2 separate regions of the Homo sapiens genome follow, and region 2 is linked to region 1. A link is an interaction called in ENCODE POLR2A ChIA-PET data of the cell type or tissue named here. Cell type or tissue: GM12878. All regions are shown on one strand. Each heading gives the region's core, and the rest is flanking DNA. Links, peaks and the distances in the headings are about the cores only.

What was found. Peaks named below come from ENCODE experiments on the same cell type or tissue, not always from the same donor. Only the 100,000 strongest peaks of a DNase experiment are listed, where the experiment ranks them.
Region 2: POLR2A ChIA-PET joins it to region 1 with 10 read pairs; 6 of 35 experiments call an interaction of 5 or more read pairs at or near these places.

Annotation. Positions count from the first base shown.
Region 1 is chr2:171,320,568-171,331,769 of GRCh38, reverse strand. It overlaps METTL8 (methyltransferase 8, tRNA N3-cytidine), which reads left to right. Exons shown (of 10, transcript NM_001321154.2): 7 at 1,072-1,211; 8 at 5,622-5,728; 9 at 5,864-5,929; 10 at 7,408-11,202. The coding sequence ends at 7,598. Among named protein-coding and RNA genes, the nearest start is that of METTL8, 110 kb to the left of the region's middle. RefSeq lists enhancers at 4,416-4,940, 5,435-5,484, 7,316-7,415 and a silencer at 7,497-7,791. In GM12878, for the core only: no CTCF peak of the experiment used is centred there; DNase peaks (open chromatin) are centred at 5,364 and 7,425; H3K4me3 peaks cover 2,531 bases; H3K27ac peaks cover 4,000 bases.
Region 2 is chr2:171,136,647-171,147,848 of GRCh38, reverse strand. The region is part of intron 1 of TLK1 (tousled like kinase 1); the gene reads left to right. LOC124906092 reads left to right here and starts at 4,344. Exons shown (of 1, transcript XM_047446755.1): 1 at 4,344-11,202. It also overlaps the pseudogene LOC124906168. In GM12878, for the core only: no CTCF peak of the experiment used is centred there; no DNase peak of the experiment used is centred there; H3K4me3 peaks cover 345 bases.

The DNA of each region.
Region 1 (11,202 bases), core at 5,028-9,027:
CTAAGGTATTACCCCAGAACAATAAAAGTTGTTTTGATTTTAAGATCACTAGAGGCAGGGCGTGGTGGCTCACACCTGTAATCCCAGCACTTTGGGAGGCCAAGGTGGGTGGATCACCTGGGGTCAGGAGTTTGAGACCAGCCTGGCCAACATGGTGAAACCCTGTCTCTACTAAAAATAAAAAAATTAGCTGGCTGTGGTAGCACGTGCCTGTAGTTCCAGCTATTTGGGAGGCTGAGGCACGAGAATCGCTTGTACCTGGGAGGTGGAGGTTGCGGTGTGCCAAGATCGTGCCACAGCACTCCAGCCTGGGTGACAGAGCAGACTGTCTCAAAAAAAAAAAAAGATGAAAGGCCAACAGCGCCAGGCATGGTGGCTCACGCCTGTAATCCCAGCACTTTGGGAGGCCGAGGCAGGCGGATCACAAGGTCAGGAGATCGAGACCATCTTGGCCAACATGGTGAAACCCCGTCTCTACTAAAAATACAAAAATTAGCTGGGCATGGTGGTGGGTGCCTGTAATCCCAGCTACTTGGGAGGCTGAGGCAGGAGAATGGCTTGAACCCAGGAGGCGGAGGTTGCAGTGAGCCAAGATTGCGCCACTGCACTCCATGCTGGTGACAGAGCAAGACTGTGTCTCAAAAAGAAAGAAAGAAAGGCCAACAACACACAAGAAATGACCAGAAAGGGTACTGACCTACAAAATTTAGAATGTATGCCTGCCCATGAATAATCGTAGTCCAAACAGAACCTCTTTAAGTTCAGAAACAGCAACCCAGAGCAGGCCTCTAACAACACTGTCTACTAACTCAGAAAGCCTACCCTCCTCTACTTTTAAAGTTAAAGAGGGATTGCGAAGGATATTTGTTATCAAGGCCAAGAGCTAGCCTTAATTTTTTTAGGGCAGCTTGAAATAAGCTAACAATACTGAATTGGAAAAAAGTGTTCAGACTGACAGAGGAAAGGCTTTTGGGAGAAAAGGTTAAAAATTTGACCTTTTTATTTAAAAAAAAAAAAATCCCGGAAGTCTACTAAGTCCTCTTTTTGCTTTCTGTTCCTTTATCATGACAGTCACACTCGTCCTACAGAGCAACCCAGTGTTTTGCCTTTGTTCATGATGTATGTGATGATGGCTTACCTTACCCTTTTCCAGATGGGATCCTGGATGTCATTCTCCTTGTCTTTGTGCTCTCTTCTATTCATCCTGACAGGTAAATGAAGACGAAAGGGCAAAGTGGATGTGTAAAGCTCCTTTATCAGTAGTGGTTTTCAGAACTATCAAAGCAAAAATGACAATTTTTGAATTTATTATTTAGTGAGCAACATTATGTATAATACACAGCCTTTTAAAGGCAGTTTTTCCTTTCTTCGTACTTTTAGACAGAAACTGGTCAGACTACTTCATTAATGAGCTTTCTGTCACTGTCAGAATGAAGTGAGCATATTCTGGCAAGACACATACCTATTAAAAGTGACAGTGCTTCAAGGAAATTACAAATTCAGAACAACCTAATAGACTCCCAAGAGGGAAATTGTACTTGGTGATCAGAAACAAACATCTTTAGTGTAGTGTCTTCCTGAATGTTCATGAAGAGGTGGGCTTGGGATCTGTTTGGCTTCACACAGGCCTGTTGATGGGCTTTAAAAATTTTGTTCTAAAGAAGCACACTAGGGAATCAGGAGTTATTAAGATTTGCCAGATTATCCTTGGACCTTTATGATCTAAGGTTAGCCTGATGCCATCATTTAAATATTTATGACTTAGTTTCATACAGTGTTTTAAAACTATAAACATAGCTTTTCTCCAGAGAGAAAACATAAAGAGATATTACCAGCAATTAGAATGATTACCTTTCTTAAATCTTGCCATCTTCTATGTATTAAAGGGTACATATGGTAAGTACCAGGTCTGTGCTTTCATAAGGTTTCTTAAAATTGGGTTCTCACAGTTCCCTGGTGGAAGATACAGACTTGGCGTCAACCACTTTTTGTTTGATGAGTGTGACCCTTTTCCATAGAAACTGAGTTACCATGTGCTTATTTCTTTGCAATTAAAAGGCCACTAGGACCCTTTACAGTTCTTTTACTTCCCATTCAGAAATGAGCACTTTGATTACTTGTAGAAGAACAAATTCCATTTCCAAATAAATCTGAAATAAGATACTTTAGCACCTAGTGAGGTATGTCAGGTTTTATGAAGCTACTGTTTCCTCCCAGTTTCTATAACCTATTTCTTTCTGCTAATCTGTTTAGACTGTAGGCATTGTTCAGGTACTAATAGAAAGTTGTCATCTATGTGTTTGGTTTCCTTATATGAACAGTTAAAAGGATGGAGAGGTGGATAGAGAACAAGATTCCCCATTGACACCCATAACAAGAAACATCTAAATTCTACATATAACCACAAAAAGACTATTTGAAATTAGTTCAGATAATGTATTTTCTCATGATTTGAATTGAATGTTATAGAGAAGAGAAAGGCCAGGTGCAGTGGTTCACACCTGTAATCCCAGCACTTTGGGAAGCCGAGGTGGGTGGATCACCTGAGGTCAGGAGTTCCAGACCAGCCTGGTCAACATGGTGAAACCTCGTTTCTACTGTGAAACCTCTGCCTCCTGTAGCCAGGCATGGTGGTGGGCGCCTATAATCCCAGCTCCTTGGGAGGCTGAGGCAGGAGAGTCGTTTGAACTCAGGAGGCAGAGGTTGCAGTGTGCCGAGATTGCACCACTGCACTCCAGCCTGGGCGACAAAGCAAGACCTTGTCTCAAAAAAAAAATAAAAGGCTGGGCGCTGTGGCTCACGCCTATAATCCCAGCACTTTGGGATGCCAAGGCGGGTGGATCACCTGAGGTCAGGAGTTCAAGACCAGCCTGGCCAACATGGTGAAACCCCATCTCTACCAAAAATACAAAATCACCTGGCTGTGGTGGCACACACCTGTAGTCCCAGCTACTTGGGAGGCTGAGACAGGAGAATTGCTTAAAACTGGAAGGCAGAGGCTGCAGTGTGTGGAGATCATGCCACTGCACTCCAGCCTGGGCAAGACAGAGACTCCGTCTCAAAAAAATAAATAAATGATAAAAATACAAAAATTAGCTGGGCGTGGTACTGCATGCCTGTAATCCCAGCTACTCTGGAGGCTGAGGCAGGAGAATCACTGGAACCCAGGAGACGGAGGTTGCAGTGACCCAAGATCACGCCACTGTACTCTAGCCTGGGTGACAGTGAGTAAGACCCTGTCTCAAAAAAAGAAAAAACTAAAACCAAGGCAATGTCTATAGTGTCACTTAGGACTATAGTAGTAGATTCAACCCCAGAAAAGTTCTAGAAAAGTAGCATCTTGGTAGCTTGGAAAATTCAGGCATAAGCAAATGGCAAGCAATTTGGCTAGACCTTGAGTCTGGAGGACCCAGCTTAAATGGGAATAAATTGTAGGTGGCTACAAAAGAAGAGCGAATTGTCCTTCTTGTCACTGAAATGAAAATACAAAATATTACAGAGCCAAGCATAAAGCAGGCAGTCAATACATTTTTTATCTCTTCCTTCTCCTCTCCCTCTATCCAGAGATAAGTGAAGACAGCAGAGTTGGCCCAAGTAGGATGAAGAAAGAAAAGGGGCTTCATACCATTCCTGTCTTGTCCATCTCACCCCCAGCCCACTCCCACCTGCAGTTCTCAGGAATTGGCTCGGGAACTGCACTATGAACCAAGATGAGATGAGCAAGAAAAGTAGCTCCCGTTCCTTGCCTTTATCCTCAACCCCAGACATTAAAGGATAGCTGAGAGGAAAGAATTTGCAGGAGGAGGTGGCTACATTTTAAAGTGTTCGATTGTTTATTTTTCTGCATTTTAGTTTCATACTTGTTTTACTAATAATTACAGAAAGATTTTGCTATGTACGTAAAATATTTATATTGAAAGTGAATATTTTAAGGTTTAGATATGATTTTCTTTCATTCGCAAAGCCTATGATATAAGCACAGTATGAAAATAACCTGTAATAAAATAAACAAAAAATACGTTTCTTTTTTCTTTTATGTCCTTATGTGCTAGTTTTTTTAAAAGGACTTTTCACCTAATCATGCCACCTCCTTTTGTCCTACTTCTTTCTTGTTTTATAGTTGCTTTCATTTTCTCAGTATCTGCTTCCTTCATAACATGACATAATCTGAGTTTTACCTTACTATTCCACTGAACAGTGTTTTAATTGAAAGGAATTTACAGATTATCTGATTCAAACTTTTCATTTTTTTCAAATAAGAAAACCTCAGCAGCTTTAAGTAGCTTAGATAAGGCAGAGACAAGGACTTAGCACACAAGCTGCCATTTACCATTCTCTGCCCATGGCAGACATTGATAATCGATTTTGTACTCGGTAACTCGCAATGAGCTTTATGAGTCCTTCTCAGAGCTCTGTAGGCAGCCGATGCTGTCACTCAGAATTAATATGAGATCTGAAATCTATGCCATCCCTGGCCCATAATCACACATAAAGCCATGAACACTTAGCCAAAAACACTAAATCAAGAGCAGCTATAAGGGATTGTATTTGACTGGAAGCCAAATAAGTAGAATAAACAGTAAAGGAGAAAAGCAAAGGCTCCCTGCTGTTGAACTAGGGCTTGGAATGTGAATAAAATTTAAATAGGCAGACAGTAAGGAGGAGAGAATTCTTTGAGGAAAAACCATGTGAGCAAAGGCAGAGGCTGCTCAGGGCCAAGCATGACAGTTTGGCTAGGGGAGCTGCTTCAGATTGGAAAGCTGTTGGTAAGATTAATTGGGGTCAGTAGTAGGAGATCTTAAGAGCTCAACTAAGAAATTGAAATTTTATCCTATGGATTAAAATCATGAAAGTTTTTGAGCAAGGAGATGATTTGACAAAATTATCATTTTAAGCAGAATTATTCATCGATAACATGCAGGAAGGATTGACAGGGAGAATAATACAGCGTGTTAGGAAGCAGATTTGTTTCCAGGCCTAAGGAGATAGGGGTTGGTACTAAGGGAGTACAAATGGGAAACAAAAAAGACAGGAAATATCAAAGATGTCATTAAAAATAAAAATTAAAGAGGACATAGAATTTTATGGCCACATGGAGAGGACAGTGGAAGAAAAATAATTTCTCTTTCATGAGGTAAATGGTGGTACCTCCGAACTAAATAAAGAAAAGGAGAATGAGCTCGTTTTGGAGGAAAGATATTCCCTCTTTAGATATGTACAACTTGGGATGGCTTTGGCATATTTTTTATCTTGCAAGGAAAATGAAGCACACTCCATTGTTGTCTATCTCAGAACTACCTTAATTTTCTGTAAGTACCAGGAAACATCTGTGGTTTTGAAGTTTAGCTTTGACATCATACGTCAAGCTCTGTGAAGTTACCACTCTGATCATTTGGGTGATTTCTTGATACTCTAGGACTTTTGAATCTAGTCATTTAGCAAGTTGGTTTTGGTTTTTTCTTCTTTACAAAATATTTTTATTTTTGTTACCCTTATGTTTATGGTTTAGATTTCTTTGGCCTTATCAAGCTTTTCTTATTTTGTCTTCAACAAAGTTAAATCCAGCATATAAAACAAGATTTCTACAAACTGGGTATCTTTTTAATACTTTGTTTCCAAAGGATGCAAGGTGTTGTAAACCGACTGTCCAAGTTACTGAAACCTGGGGGAATGCTGTTATTTCGAGACTATGGAAGATATGATAAGACTCAGCTTCGTTTTAAAAAGGGTAATAGTATATTCAGTTTGAGGTTATTTTTAAATGTTCTAAAGAATGCCTTGTTTATATTTCACATCAAAGTATTTAGTTGTTTTTTTTTAAAGGAATACCCTTAAGAGTTTCTCTTTTCACAATTTTTTTCAGGACATTGTTTATCTGAAAATTTTTATGTTCGAGGAGATGGTACCAGAGCATATTTCTTTACAAAAGGTATGCTAATCTACAAAAGGAAATAATTGGTCATAATCGTTCTTGTTAGTTATTATCTCATTGATTATAGCTCAGAAGCTATGAAACTGAGGCTTCAGTCATTGATTAAGCATTAGATGTCTTCATACTTTGATGCTTATTACTGGTCTACATAAAAGGTTGAAAATGGCCGTTTACTGTTTAATCTTTTTCCAGTTAAACTGCTTTAAAGTCTCTTGTTTTACCCTCATACCCAGATGAAGGTGAAGGCTGTTCCATTTTGGAGATATTGTTAGCCTAGATATGAAAAAAATTGATGATAGCCACAGCCAAAGGAGGACATTTGATAAGTTTATAGAAAATTACTTATCTTGGCCTGTCACAGGGGTGCTCACCTGTAATCCCATCACTTTGGGAGATGAAGGTGAGAAGATTGCTTGAAGCCAGGAATTTGAGACCAGCCTAGAAAACAAAATGAGACTCTGTCTCTACAAAACAATTTTTTTTTAATTAGCTGGTCTGGTGGTGCATACCTGTAGTCCTAGCTACTTGGGAGGCTAAGGTGGAAGGATCACTTGAGCTGGGGCAGATGAGGCTACAGTGAGCTATGATTGGACCACTGTGCTCCAGCCTGGGCAGCAGAGTGAATCTTATGTCTAAAAAAACAATACATTTTCAAAATAGAAAGAAGGAAAATTACTTATCTCTAGCTGATTTCTCTTTTTTTTTTTTTTTTTTTTGAGACAGAGTCTCACTCTGTTGCCTAGGCTGGAGTGCAGTGGCACAATCTCAGCTCACTGCCATCTCCACCTCGCCGGTTCAAACGATTCTCCCACCTCAGCCTCCCAAGTAGCTGGGATTACAGCCTCCCAAGTAGCTGAGATTACCTACCTCCACGCCTAGGTAATTTTTGTATTTTTATTAGAGAAGGGGTTTCACCATTTGACCAGGCTGGTCTCAAACTCCTGACCTCAAGTGATTCACCCTGGCCAGGCTGGTCTTGAACTCCTGACCTCAGGTGATTTGCCTGCTTCAGCCTCCAAAAGTGCTGGGATTACAGGCGTGAGCCACCATGCCCAACCAATTTCACATTTTTAAAAATGCATTTCTAACAGTACCAAGTGAATGCTGCATTCAAGGATTTCCCCAAATTTATGTGAGTACTTTTATAATCTGCCGTTTTGGGTTTCTGTAAACCAACAAAAACTCAGAAAGGGAGCACCTTTCAAAATATTGAAAGCTGCAACCAATAGTTTTATATATCTGTTGATGTCTGCCGTGTTAGTCTGTAAACAGGTGTATTTTTATATGCATGGTGTATTTTTGTGAAATAGAAGAAACTCGCTTGGTTTCACAGGTTTCCTTCACCAAATTGTTCTAGAGAGTGTTTCTTGTATAAATGAAATTTAGATGGTCAGTTATTCCATCAGTGTTCTACTCCTGACCTCCCCCATCTCTAGTCACATGTCATATCTTTTATTGCCATTTTTGTCTCACAGGGGAAGTCCACAGTATGTTCTGCAAAGCCAGTTTAGATGAAAAGCAAAATCTGGTTGATCGCCGCTTACAAGTTAATAGGAAAAAACAAGTGAAAATGCACCGAGTGTGGATTCAAGGCAAATTCCAGAAACCATTGCACCAGACTCAGAATAGCTCCAATATGGTATCTACACTCCTTTCACAAGACTGAACTTTGTAACATGTTAAGGTACAAAGCCAGAGGACTGTGCTATTCAAGGACTACTGTAAGTCTATTGTTTCTCAAAAGACAATGAGAAAAAAAGAAGAGAATTTGTATTTCCTGCCGTTTTGTCATAGGTGAGCTCCTTTGTGCATTTTAAGCACATGTAAGTGGTTCAGCACAGTATGCCTTTTTCTGTGCTTTGAAAACTTGATATGCTCAAGCTTGTTTGAATTTATTACATCTAACCATTTTGCTTGTTCCTTGATTTTTATAAGCATTCAATTAAGTTAGTATTATGTCAAGTAATTTTGAGAAAATGTAACTTGACATTTTTTGCAAGTAAAAAAAATTGTTTATTTGTTTAGGCTTAGTAAACCAGTTCCCAAACACAGTCAGACTCTTCCCATTGTCATCTGATTGCAGAGAGAAAGCACACCTTATTTCCAGGGAAAGCTACAACAAGCCCAAGGTCAAAGTGTATTATTTTTTGTCTTGTTGTTGTCTATTTTCTCCCAATTTTTTTTTGAAATTCAGAGGCTCATATCTGAAATAGAATTTTAGTTCCTCTTTCCTTTCCTAAAATTGGGGAAGTACAGCCCATGCTGACATTATTTTCAGGCTATTCTTAGATATACAAGTTGTTAGGCCAGGTGCAATGGCTCGCACCTGTAATCCCAGCACTTTGGGGGGCTGAGGCAGGCAGATCGGTTGAGCTCAGGAGTTCAAGACCAGCCTGGACAACATGGCAAAACCCTGTCTCTCCCAAGAATACAAAAATTAGCCAGGCATGGTGGCACACACCTGTGGTCCCAGCTACTCAGGAGACTGAGGTGGGAGGATCGCTTGAGCCTCGGAGGCGGAGGTTGCAGTGAGCTGAGATTGTACCACTGCGCTCCAAACTGGGTGACATGGTGAGACCTTGTCTCCAAAAAAAAAAAAAAAAAAAAAAAAGGTATGTAAGCTGACAAGCTCTTGTATCAAGGGCTTTTGAACCAGAGCAACTTCATCTTGAATAGGGACTGTGTAAAATGAAGCTGAGACCTACTAGGCTGCAATCCCAGGAGGTTAAGACATTCTTAGTCACAGGATGAGATAGGAAGTCAGTACAAGATACAGGTCATACAGACCTTGCTGATAAAACAGGTTGCAGTGAAGAAGCCGGCCAAATGCCACCAAAACCAAGATGGCAATGAGAGTGTCCTCTGGCTGTCCTCACTGCTACACTCCCACCAGTGCCATGATAGTTTACAAATGCCATGGCAACATCAGGAAGTTACCCATATGGTCTACAAAGGGGAGGCCTGAATAATCCACCCCTTGTGTAGCATATAATCAAGAAATAACCTTAAAAATGGGCAACCAGTAGCCCTTGGGGCTGCTCTGCCTATGGAGTAGCCATTCTTTATGTTTTACTTTTTTTTTTTTTTTTTTTTTGAGATGGAGTCTTGCTCTGGCACCCAGGCTGGAGTGCAGTGGCGTGATCTCAGCTCACTGCCAGCTCCACCTCCCGGGTTCACGCCATTCTCTTGCTTCAGCCTCCTGAGTAGCTGGGACTACAAGCACCCACCACCATGCCCAGCTAATTTTTTTTTTTTTTGTATTTTTAGTAGAGACGGGGTTTCACCATGTTAGCCAGGATGGTCTCAATCTCCTGACCTTGTGATCCGCCCGCCTCGGCCTCCCAAAGTGCTGGGATTACAGGTGTGAGCCACCGCGCCCAGCCTATTCTTTACTTAAACTTGTTTTCACTTTGCTGTATGGACTCAATTCTTTCTTGCACAAGATCCAAGAATCCTCTCTTGGCGTCTGGATCCAGACCCTTTCTGGTATCAGTGGTAAGCTCTGTTTAAGACAACTGTCATACCCAAGAGAATTCTTAAATTGTGGCAGTTAAAAATGTATTTATCCCCTCGAGGGCCGGGCGCAGTCGCTCAAGCCCGTAATCCCAGCACTTTGGGAGGCCGAGGAGGCGGATCATGAGGTCAGGAGTTCAAGACCAGCCTGACCAACACTGTGAAACCCTGTCTCTACTAAAAATACAAAAAAAATTAGCCAGGCGTGGTGGTGGGCACCTGTAATCCCAGCTACTCGGGAGGCTGAGGCAGGAGAATCACTTGAACCCGGGAGGCAGAGGTTGCAGTGAGCCGAGATGACACCACTGCCCTCCAGCCTGGGTGACAGTTGTTAGACTGCGTATCAAAAAAAAAAAAAAAAATTTATTTACTCCCTTGCTTCAAAAAGGACATAAGTTGGCTTGCAAATCACATTTTGTAGAAATGAAGTTTTTAAGATTAGTCTCATACTCATTACATAATATTTATTGACTACTTACATATTGAGTGCTAAATTCAGTGGAATAATATGAACAATAAAGACCCAGCCTTGTTTATGCTCTTCAGGGAGCATAAATAGAGTACAGCTGGCAAAACAAAATGTGCATATCCCAAACCTGTAAATCATGATCTAAGACAATATACAAACACTCAAATAGGGAACTTACCAGCTAGCAGACTTTGATTATGAACCACAGAACCTAGAATAAATAAATACTCTCTTGAAAGAACCATCATTGGAATAATTAAGTTCCAACTGTTTTTTCTTTCTGAATTCACTTAAAATCCAATTTCTAGAAGAATATCATTGGTCCAGCTTTAGTCATTGGTTCATCTCTTAACAGGCTGGGGCAGGGCAGCTTAATTGATGATGCCACCAGAATGGGCAACATGGGAAAAACCCTATCTCTACCAAAAATACAAAAATTAGCCAGTGATGGTGGCACGCACCTGTTGTCCCAGCTACTCAGGAGGCTGAGCTGGGAGGATCTTTTGAGCCTGGGAGGCAGAGGTTGCAGTGAGCTGAGATCGCACCACTGCACTCCAACCTGGAGTGGAAGGAAATTTCACTTCCTGGAATGGAAGAAAGTTCTTCAAAGGAAAATCAAGACACTGCTGTCAAAAAACACCAGGGGAGGGATGCTGTCCAGTCACAGCCAACACATCATATAGCAGTGGTAGCAGTAGTAATAGTATTTCCAGAGAGAGAGAGAGAGATTAGCTCTGAAAAAGAATGGAGAAGAATCAGGTTTCTTGGGGGAGGTAGGTCTCAGGCTAGTTCTTGAATGTACATTCTCAGCAGATGGTGAGAAGACAAGTGTGGTGTGGGACATTAATGATGAGGGATAGGTAGAAAAGATGGGAAGGGGGTCAGCTTGTAGATAACCTAGACTAGCAGGTGTATGACTTCTAGTCTCTGAACTGGAGCCATCTGAGATCAGTTTGAGATATGGTGTCTTATAAATGTATTGAGAGAGGTTGAGGAGTTGTCTATAGAATGGAATGGAGTGAGGTCAGAGATCAGTGGCAAGGAAGACCACATAAAGGTTTTTGCACAAACTTGCCTTGATGGCAAGTCCTCAAAAGTACAATTATCAAGCTTTCTGTTTAAACATGCATAAGTCAGTAAATATAAACATTAAAATTTGCCCAAGACTCTTAACTCAGTTGTATTTCATAATTAAAGTGTACATTAAAAAGCCAAACTAGTCATGAAAGTATTACATACAGCAAGGGCAGTTTAGATAAGTTAATGTTGCTATGGGAACCCCAGCAGA
Region 2 (11,202 bases), core at 3,132-7,131, 180 kb after region 1:
TAGTGCTTGATGCTTAAATGGTATAACTGCGTCTCATACATGTGATCAATTCTAAAGCCACAGAAAATTACAGGCACTAAGATGATGAAAGCAGCAATTTAGGATATCATTTGAAATCTACATCTGTGAGCTACAGTTCTTCAACAGGCTGGAGAAACAGACCATCTAAGTCAAGCATGCTGTGGCTATAAGGAACATTTATTCAGATAGTATTTGGTCCCTATTCTTTGCCACATAAACAGAGAGGAAAACATTTAAATTCTAAAGTATCATTATATCCACACATAATAGTGATAGTTAAAACATAAGCCAGGTGCAGTGGAGCATGCCTGTAGTCCCAGCTACTTGGGAGGCTGAGGCAGGAGGATCATTTGAGCCCAGAAGTTGAAAGGCTGTACTGTGCTATGATCACAACTGTGAATTACTTTTTGTTTTTTACATTTCAAAGATTTGGCTTACTGGGCAAAGGGGGCGAGTATTTTTATGTCGTTTAATCTCTGTTGTCACTGTTGTTTTCTTAGTGGAATAACTGGGATTTTAGTCTATTGTTCTCTGAGATGAATCAGTTGTCAGAGCTATAGAGTTTTATAGAAAACTTATTGGCATAGTTTGTTCATTCAGCAAGTATTTTTGGACCTGAAGCCTAGTAATGAGGAAACAAAGATAAATATGATGAAGTTAGTCCTTGCTTTCTAGGAGCTTGGTCACAGTCTAGTGAGGAAGGATAATTTCTAACATTTAATTTATACTTTTGAAGAACACCTTGTGGGTTAGATAAAACAACCCGAATTGCCAGTTTTCAGCTTCTGAGATAAGCTATATCAAGGTGTTATATTCATTGGTCATTTGGTTGCTAGAAATTAACTTAAGCAAAACAGATTTATTAGTAGTAGAAGGTTATAGAGCTGGGTATCCCTTAGACCCCAGTTAGGCCTTAAGGAGGCCTACTGAGGTAGAAACCGGAAATTCAGGAATCACAGTAGCATTGTTCTCTTGTGGATCATTGAGCAACTGTTTCCAGTGCTGTGAAATAAAGTTTTCTAAAAAGGAGAAGTGGGAAGGAAGGAAATTGTATTTCTGCCACAGAGGTTGTGAACAAAGTACTCCCTACAGAAGGGAGTTACACAGTTTTCCTCCAGTTTAACTGCTGTTAAAATGGTATCTTGTTTCAGTTGATATGTCTTGATTGGTAGTGAGATTGAACTTAATATTTTTATCAAGAGCCCAAAGCCAATTTTTCTTGACGTCTGTATCTTAGACATGAGAATATATGGTAGTGATGTTAATTCTTGTTACATTTGATGAAACTATTTCCACCGTCATATTTTTTCTTTTATATATTTGAATATTTTCCATTGTATAAAGTTTTATGCTTTTATTGAATTCAATACCAGTTGTTCTTTATATTTTATTTATTTTCTTATCAGATGGGTCATATGCTGATGTCATAACAAGGTTTGAGAGAGGCACCTCTTGTGTGTGAGCACCCAGTCATCACACTTAAGAACTACAAAAGAATCACATTCTTACAGAGTCTCACTCTGTTGTCCCGGCTGGAGTATAGTGGCGCAATCATAGCTCACTGCAGCCTGGAACTCCTGGGCTCAAGTGATCTTCCCACCTCTGCCTCCTAAATAGCTAGGACTTCAGGCACACTTCAGTATGACTGGCTCTTTATGATACTTTAATGAGTATAAGTCTTTAAAAGTTACTGCTTTCTGAAGTTCAAGTACTCTAATTTTAGTGTGATTCAACTGATTTTATTTCTAAATTTTATATATTTTATCTTTCATATTGAAGCATAACACATACTGAAAAGGCACACAAAGTAGTGCTCAGTAAGTTATTATAAACTCTGACCTGTGTAACGACCACTGAGACAAGAAATAGAATATTGCCAGCACTTCAAACACTCTCCTTCCCCATCAGTCACTACCTTCTCCATGCTCCCCAAAGTAACCATTATTCTGATTTAGTTATGCCTGTTTTTGAGTTTGATATAAATGGATCCACGCATTATATATTTTGTATCTAGATATTTTTGCCCCACATATTATTTGTAAGATTCATCCACATTATTTTCTGAAACTGTAATTTTAATTGCACTATAATATTACTTTGTGTGAATGTACTACATTTTATACTTTGTTGATTGACATTTGGATTGTTTCCACTTGACAAAATATTAATAATGGTATTATGAACATGTTTATACCTGTCTCTTCATACATTATATTTGTTTTTTGTTTTTTTTTTTTTGAGACAGAGTCTCACCCTGTTGCCCAGTCTGGAGTGCTATGGCACAATCTCGGCTCACTGCAGCCTCCGCTTCCCGGGTTCAAATGATTCTCCTGCCTCAGCCTCCCGAGTAGCCGGGATTACAGGTGCCCGCCACCATGCCCAGCTAATTTTTGTATTTTTAGTAGAGACAGGGTTTCACCATGTTGACCAGGCTGGCCTCGAACTCCTGACCTCGTGATCCACCCGCCTTGGCCTCCCAAAGTGCTGGGATTACAGGTGTGAACCACTGTGCCCGGCCTTTTTTTGTTTGTTTGTAGTCTGTGTCTTGCTCTGTCGCAGTGGTGCGATCTCGGCTCACTGCAACCTCTGCCTCTTGGATTCAAACGATTCTCCTGCCTCAGCCTTTCCAGTAGCTAGGACTACATGCGTGCATCTCCACGCCTGGCTAATTTTTGTGTTTTTGTTAGAGACGGGTTTCACCATGTTGGCCAGGCTGGTCTCGAACTCCTGGCCTCAAGTGATCTGCCCATCTTGGCTTCCTAAAGTGCTGGGATTATAGGTGTGAGCCACCGTGCCTGGCTGTAAGATGGTATCTGTGTGGTTTTAATTTTTCATTTCCCTGATGACTAAGGATGTTTACCACTTTTTCATAAAGTTTATTGGCCTTTTCGTTATCCTTTGTGAAGTGCTTGTTCAAATCTTTTGTTCATTTGTCTGTTGTGTTTGTCTTTTAAAAACCATACTTGAAGGCATTCTTTTTGTATTTTGGATGAGAAGTCTTATTTTTTATTAAAACTTTTTCCCCCTATTCTGTGGCCTGCTTTTGTCTTCTCTTTATGGTATTTAAGAAGCCTTTTCTTATCTCAAGTTCATAAAAATGTTTTCCCATATTTTCTGTTTTTAATATAGGCATTATAGCTGTAAATTTCCCTCTAAGCACTGATTTAGTTCATTCCATAAGTTTTGATATGTTGCCTTTTTGTTTTTATTCATCTCAAGTATTTTCTAATTTTTCTTTTTATTTCATTTGACCCATTATTTATTTAGGAATATGTTAATTTCTGCATATTTGTGAATTTCTCGATTTTTTTTCTGTTACTGAGTTCTAATTTAATTCTATTGTGATCAGAGAACGTACTTTGTATCCTTTTTATCCTTTTCAGTTTGTTGATGCTGGTTTTATGGTCTAGCATAGATCATCTATCCTGGAGAATGTTCCATGTGTGCTTTTTTAGAAAAATGTGTATTGTGTTGTTGGGCAGAACGTTCTCTAGCTGTCTTTTCCATCTAGTTGATTATAGTGTTTGTTTTCTGTTTCCTTATTGATCTTCTGCCTAGTTCTATTCATTATTGAAAGTGGGCCATTTAATTCTTCCAACTATTGTTCTTGGCTTGTCTATTTCTCCCTTTAATTCTGTCAGTTTTGCTTCATGTAATTTGGGGCTCTGTCATAAAGTGCAAGTGATTAGAATTCTTATATCTTCCTAATAAATTGACCCTTAATTGTTTTAAAATGTTTCTCTTGACCTCTCAAAACACCAGTTTTTAAAAGTTTGTCTGATACTAGTATATTCATGCCAGCTCTTTTGCATGGTATGTTTTTTCCCATCCATTTACTCTTATCCTGTCCCGTTTGTATTTTTGAATCTAAAATATGTCTTAAGTAGACAGCGTTTAATTGGATCTTATTCTTTTAAAACCCAATCTGGTAATTTCTGCCTCTTGAGTGTATTATTTAATCCATTCACATTTAGTGTTACTGATAGGGTTAAATTTGTCTGCCACTTTGTTTTGTTTTCTATAGGTCTCATTTCTCTTTTGTCCTCTTTCCCTCCTCTACTGCTGTCTTTTGCATTACATGAGTATTTCCCAGTGTAACATTTTAATTTCTTTAATCATTTTAAAACTATATTTGAATTACTAGTGATTACTGTAGGGTTTACATTTATATATCTTAGCTTATCAGAGTCTACTTCATAGCTACATTAATTCTTGCAATATATAGAAACTTTAGTCCTGTATAGCTCTACTATTCCACCTCCCCCACCTTTTTTTTTTTTTTTTTTTTTTTTTTTTTTTTTTTTTTTTTTTTTTTTTTTTTGGAGATAGAGTCCCACTCTTCTGCCCAGTCTGGAGTGCAGTGGTGTGATCTTGGCTCACTGCAACCTCTGCCTCCTGGGTTCAAACAATTCTCATGCCTCAGCCTCCCGAGTAGGTGGGGATTACAGGCATGTGCCACCACACCCAGCTAACTTTTTGTATTTTAGTAGAGATGGGGTTTCACTGTGTTGACTGGGCTGGTCTTGAATTCCTGACCTCAAGTGATCCTCCCACCTTGGCCTCCCAAATGTATCTTTTGATGAAACTGAGATAAGGAAAATACATTTTATAGTTTTTGTACTAACCTTACTTGTCTATTCATTTACCATTTGATATCATTTCCTTACTTTCAGTAAAGTTTGTCACTACTGACCCCTTTGTCCATTCGTGCATTCATTCATTCATTCCTTCATTCAGTCATTCATTTATTGAGAGACGGAGTCTCGATTTGTCGCGCAGGCTGGAGTAGTGGCATGATCTTGGCTCAATGCAACTTCTGTCTCTGAGTTCAAGTGATTCTGGGTTCAAGCGAATCCCTCCGGAGTAGCTGGGATTACAGGTGTGAGCCACCATGCTCAGCCCTGATTTCTGATTTGACTCCATTCTAGTAAGATTTAAATCCCTAAGACTTAAGTTCTTGGAAATTTGAGACTTGCTTTATGGTTCAACATATGGTCTTTTTGGGTAAACATTCCTTGTGTACAACAACAAAATATTTATAGACTACAGTTGTTAGATGTGGTGTAATATGTTCTATCAAGTTTGTTTCTGTTTCAGATTTTTACTGCTTTTGCATTTGTTTGCTCCTATTCAGACAAAGGTTTGTTAAAATATCCCCAAATGATTATAACATTTGTCTCTCTGTTTAATTTGTCAGTTTTTGTTTTATATATTTTGATTATGTTAAAGTGCTGACAAGTCAAGGTTTTTTTAAATCTACCTGGTGAATCAAACTTTTTATTATTGTGACGTGTCCCTCTTTATCTCAGTATTGCATTTTACCTTGTAGTGTTTTTAATCTAGTGTTAAGGCAGATACACTAACTTTCATTTGGTGTTTGCATGCTACAGCTTTTTCCATTCTTTCAGCTTTCGCGTTTTAGCCATATCTTTTAAGTTGCATATACTAGTTTAAATAAACTAGTTTGACCATGTTTGTTCTTTAATTGGAACATGTAGTACATTTACATTTAATATACTTGCTGATATGTTTAAATTGATATTCCTAATAAATGATTTCTGTTTATCCTGTTTGAACTTTCTCTTATTCTCCTTTTCTGCTGCTTTTGGGATTATTATTATTTTTTGTTCCAAATACCCCCCACCCCCCAACTTGGCTTAATAGTTAGACCATCTTTTTTTAAATTTGTTTTTAATATTTATCCTAGAGATTACAATATGCCTCCTTTCTGTGTTAAAGTGTGATATAAGTTAGCACTTTTTTCTCTTTCTGGTCAGTGCAGCAACATTAGAAAACATTAACTGTACATTTCCCTCTCCAGAATTACATACTATTGCCAGATAGTTTAGTTCTCTGATATTTTAACTCCCCACAAGATATTACCATTAGTGTTTTATTCAGTAATTATACATTTAAATTTGTTTATATACTCAGTTTTTTTCTTCAATCTTTAGTGCATTTCCAGGCTTCTAGCTGGGTTGATTTTCTCTCTGAAAATACTCTTTTTTTTCTCTATTTGGGCCTATCTGTTGAGGAATTCTTTTTTGCTTATCTGATAATGCTTTTTTTTCATTTTTATTCTTGAAGGGATTTTTTTGGGGGGAGGGAGCTGGATACAGAAATCTTGGTTGGCAGTTTTTTTCATTTGTCATGTTGCAGCTATGCACAGTGCCCTTGAGACCTGGTTTCCAGAGTTTCTGTTGAGAAGTCAACTATCAGTCTTACTGTTGCTCCTTTGACTGTAATCTAGCTTGTAGATCTCTGGTCACTTTTTGTTTTTGTTGGAGTGGGGGTGTTTATATTTGGTTTTCAGCAGTTTTACTGTGATATGTCTAGGTGTGATCTTTTATTTGTTCAGCTTGGTGTTTATAGGACTTCTTATAACTGTGACGTAGGACTGCACTGCCCAGTGCCAGCCACTAGCTGCATGTAACTGTTGATACCAATTAACATTTAAAAAGTTAAAAATTCAATTCCTCACATTTTAAGTTCTCAGTAGACAAATGTTTCTATTAGTTACTCTATTGGCAGATGGAGAACATTTCCATCATTCTATCAATAGAATAGAAAGTTCTGTTGCACAGGACTGATGAGCTCGTTCGTCAGTTTTGGAAAATTCTCAGACTATATCACTTCGGATAGTGCTTCTGTCTTGTCATCTTCTTTCCTCCTGGTACTCCAGTTATACATGTATTAAACATTCTTAAATTTGCCCTATGTTTCTTACATCCTTTTTTGTATGTTTTATCTTTTTATTCCTGTGTGCATTTTTAAAGATATATTTTTCTGACCAATCTTCCATTTCATTAATTCTCTTAGGCTGTGTCTAATATGCCATCAGACTCATACACTGAGTTCTTTAATTTAGTTTATTTTACTTTTTGGTTCTAGAATTTCAATTTTATTCTCTTTAGTTTCAGGTTTTCTGCTAAAGTTCTCAGTGTTAACTACTCAGCATACTTATTCGAGAGTCTGTGTCTGATAACTTAATTATCTAGATACCTTTGGGTCTTGTTCCATGTTTCATTTGCATTTTATTTGCGTTATTTTCTTGGATTTCTGGTTAATTTTTATTGTGTATGAGACATTTGATGTGAAAAACTGTAGAAATAATTTGAGGCCTAGAATAATGGTAGTCTTCCATGACATAAAATTTACATTTAATTTTGACAGAAACATAGGGGCCCTATAAATCTGCTTTTCTTAATTCACTTTTAAGGATTGAGATTATTTGAATCTGGGCTTTAATTGTAATTCTTTTGCTCTGAGGTTGAGATCCCAACCCAGAGTTTGGGGGAGGCTCAGGGTCTCATTTTTGTCTGGCTAACCCAGTGAGGCTTTCAGATGTTTTGCTTAGCTTTCCAGCCTCACAGTCACTACTTAAATCAGCAGATGCCTGTAGGGGAGAAGAAACCTGGTATACCAGACTCACTTCTGGGAACTTAGTGAATTCTGGCCCCATTTCTTTACTGCCTGATCTCTAGAAGTAGAGTTTTCGTTTTTTAAACTTAGTTCAACTTTTCAAGTTTCTTCAGCCAGAAGATTGGTTTGATGACCTGATCACCATTACTGGAAGGAGAAAGTCCTTGTTTGCTTTTATTTTTAATTCTTTAATTGGCTTTGAAATTTTGGGTGAATCTGAATCTTTTTCTCCTCTTAACCACGCTCTTCTTCTCTCACTCTCTTTATCTTCCTTTTGTTTAAATTATCAATTGGTTATATCGGGTCCACAACACCAGGGCTGCATACCTGTACTGGTCGCTATCCTGTGAGGAATGAGCCACACAGCGGGAGGTGAGCAGCAGGCCAGTGAGCATTCCCGCCTGAGCTCCACCTCCTGTGAGATCATCCGTGGCATTAGATTCTCAGAGGAGCGTGGACCCTGTTGTGAACTGCACATGCGAGGGATCTAGGTCGCTTGCTCCTTATGAGAATCTAACTAATGCCTGATGATTTGAGGTGTAACAGTTTCATCTGAAACCATCTCCACTCCACCCCACCCCACCCCACCCCACCCCTGGTCCATGGAAAAATTGTCTTCCATGAAACTGGCCACTGGTGCCAAAAAGGTTGGGGACCACTGGGTTATATACAGAGTTTGAATAGGACCAACTTGTGGAGCAGTTAGCCATCTGGAATTGTAGGTTTAATTGGAAGCAGAACTATTTTTGCCTTTGATGCCTTGAAGATAACCGGTTTTTGTTGTTGTTGTTGTTGTTTGTTTGTTTGTTTTTGAGACAGAGTCTCACTCTGTTGCCCAGGCTGGAGTGCAGTGGTGGGATCTCGGTTCACTGCAACCTCTGCCTCCCAGATTCAAGCGATTCTCCTGCCTCAGCCTCCCGAGTTAGCTGGGACTCGTGTGCCACCATGCCCAGCTAATTTTTGAATCTTTAGTAAAGACAGGGTTTCGCCTTGTCGTCCAGGCTGGTCTCAAACCCCTGACCTCTGGAGATCTGCCCGCCCCTGCCTCCCAAAGTGCTGGGATTACAGGCGTGAGCCACCATGCCCAGCCAGATTACTGTTATTTTAAGTTTTTTTGGCAACCGGCTAGTACCAATGTAAGTTAAGTTTGGATTCAAATAAAATCGTCAGAGCATTACAATATATTTTTAAAAGACAGCTCTTCGTGAAATAACATTATATATAATATGTGTGTGTATATATATATCCTATTCCTTTAATGCTGGGTATTTTCTCAGCTCTGTACTCAATTCTTTGTCCTGTAAGTAAAAATGTGATACACGTCTTAGTCACTTTGCTTCTTTTAAATTATAACCCTTTGAGCAGTAGTTTAATATAAAAAAGTTTTAGCTTTCGAAACAGACTTTTAGAGTTGCTCATACTGTATAACACCCTTTATGCCTTTGGAAAATTTCATCTTATGTATTGTAGTTACTGTTTCAATTTATTGATTATTTAGTAAAAAAATATGAATGTCTTTGTGGATGTTACTGTATTGTACGAGTTGTAACTTTAGAGTGCCACTAGCAACATACATATGAACCAGTTTAATGGAAACATTACTGCTCTTAGTATTTTTAGGAAGTGTTTGGCTTGTTAAGTAGGGGTGGTATTACATGTTATTTTACTTACTACATATATTTGATTACCAAGAGATTAAGCAGTTTTCCACGTGTTTATTACTGTTTCTATTTGTGACTTGTTTTAAAAATTAAAACAGTCTTAAATCTCATCTTGGACTTGTTACTCCTGCTCATTACTGCCAAGGCTTACTATAGTATTTACAAACTACAAGGAGTGTGATAGTTTTTATGTTAAGATTACTTAAATTTCTTTGGACTAATTTTCTTCTCTAGCTTGAGAAAAAAATGATTGGGATTTTTAAGAGGGATTACGTTATTTCGTACTGTCCTCCAAATGCTGCCATCTGAAATTTGAAGGTTTGCAGTATTTTTTAGATAAGTATACCTTGGTATGGGAGCCTCTGTGCTAGGACCAATTTATAGTAGTTCTCTACTCTCTATTTGCTATTATAAAGCCAAAATAAATATATTAAATATGTCGTTGTAAGTATATTAGTATTTAGCAAATTCTCTTCTTCCTTAAATTTTATGTTAATAAGTTAACTGGCTAAAACAAATGTGTACATGGCCAGTTAGAACACTGTCTAAAACTTCTTGATATAAGCAAACATTTTAGTTATCTTTGAAAGCTCACACGATAAATTACAACCCCTATCTCTACCCCCTTGAGCTTGCTTTTAAGAAAGTGATAAAAGTGATGCAAACTTTTTATCATTAGTTCTCAATAATTTTATTGTATAATTTAACTTTTATAGGATGCCTTTTCTAAATTTGTATGAAGTAAAAATAACTTTCAGTCCAGTTATTTGAGAAGACAAAGCTGTATAACTGAATAGTTGTATAAATCCTGTTTATTAAGAGTGCTCAAAGAGCTTAATAACTAATGAAAGTTTTTTTTTTATTTTTTACTTTTTTATTTTATTTTATTTTTTTTTGAGACAGAGTCTCACTCTGTCACCCAGGCTGTAGTGCAGTGGCGCGATCTCAGCTCACTGCAACCTTCACCTCCTGGGTTCAAGCATTTCTCCTGCCTCAGCCTCCCGAGTAGCTGGGACTACAGGCACACGCTGCCACACCCGGCTAATTTTTTGTATTTTAGTAGAGACGGGGTTTCACCATGTTGCCCAGGTTGGTCGCGAACTCCTGAGCTCAGGCAATCCGCCCACGTTAGCCTCCCAAAGTGTTAGGATTACAGACGTGAGCCACTGCGCCTGGCTGAAAGTTTATCTTAAAACTGAGGCTTATTCCGGATACTAAAGATATTAAACAAGGCATATGTGCATGTGCCTGGGTGTATATGTAGATGGCTTGGGGGTAGAAATAAAATAAAAAGCCACAGAAAAGGCTATGGCTTTTTATTTTTTAAAAAATCACTTCATTGAATCAACATTTTAATTTGTTGATATTCTTTTTTGAATTTACTTCGTTTTATTTCTGCTCTGCATCTAATTCCTTATTTGGGATAAGATATAGAGCATGAGTCAGCAAACTTTTTTTTTTTTGAAACAGGGTCTCACTCTGTCACCCAGCCTGGAGTACAGTGGCATGATCTCAGCTCATTGCAGCCTTGACCTCCAAGCCTCAAGCAGTCCTCTCACCTTGCCTGGCTAATTTTTATATTTTTTGTAGAGATGGGTTTCACCATGTTACTCAGACTGTTTTTGAATTCCTGAGCTCAAGCAATCCACCAGTCTTGGCTTCCCAAAGTGCTGGGATTACAAGTGTGAGCCACCACACCTGGCCTAAACTGTTTTAAAAGAGTTGTCACAACTACGACAGGTGCTTGTGTTTGTGTGGTAAAGTGCAGCCATAGACAATATGCTAACAAGTGGGATGACTGTGTTCTTTAAAACCTTACTATGGACACTGATATTTGAATTTCATATTGATTTTACTAATCACAAAGTAGTCTTGATTTTTTTACCTTATAATATTTAACAGGGTAGTCACTGCTGCCCGTCCTTGTATAGAGTAACTTTCCTTGAGGAAGTTCAACCCTTCTAGTTACCCAGCTATCCAGGTAGTTGAAAGTTTTAAGTTAAAGAGCAGATGTTTCTCTGACTTTTCATAGATCAAGAAAAGTCAAGGACCAAAATTGTTAGCTCTGTACATATGCAAACATTTTAGCCATTTTTTT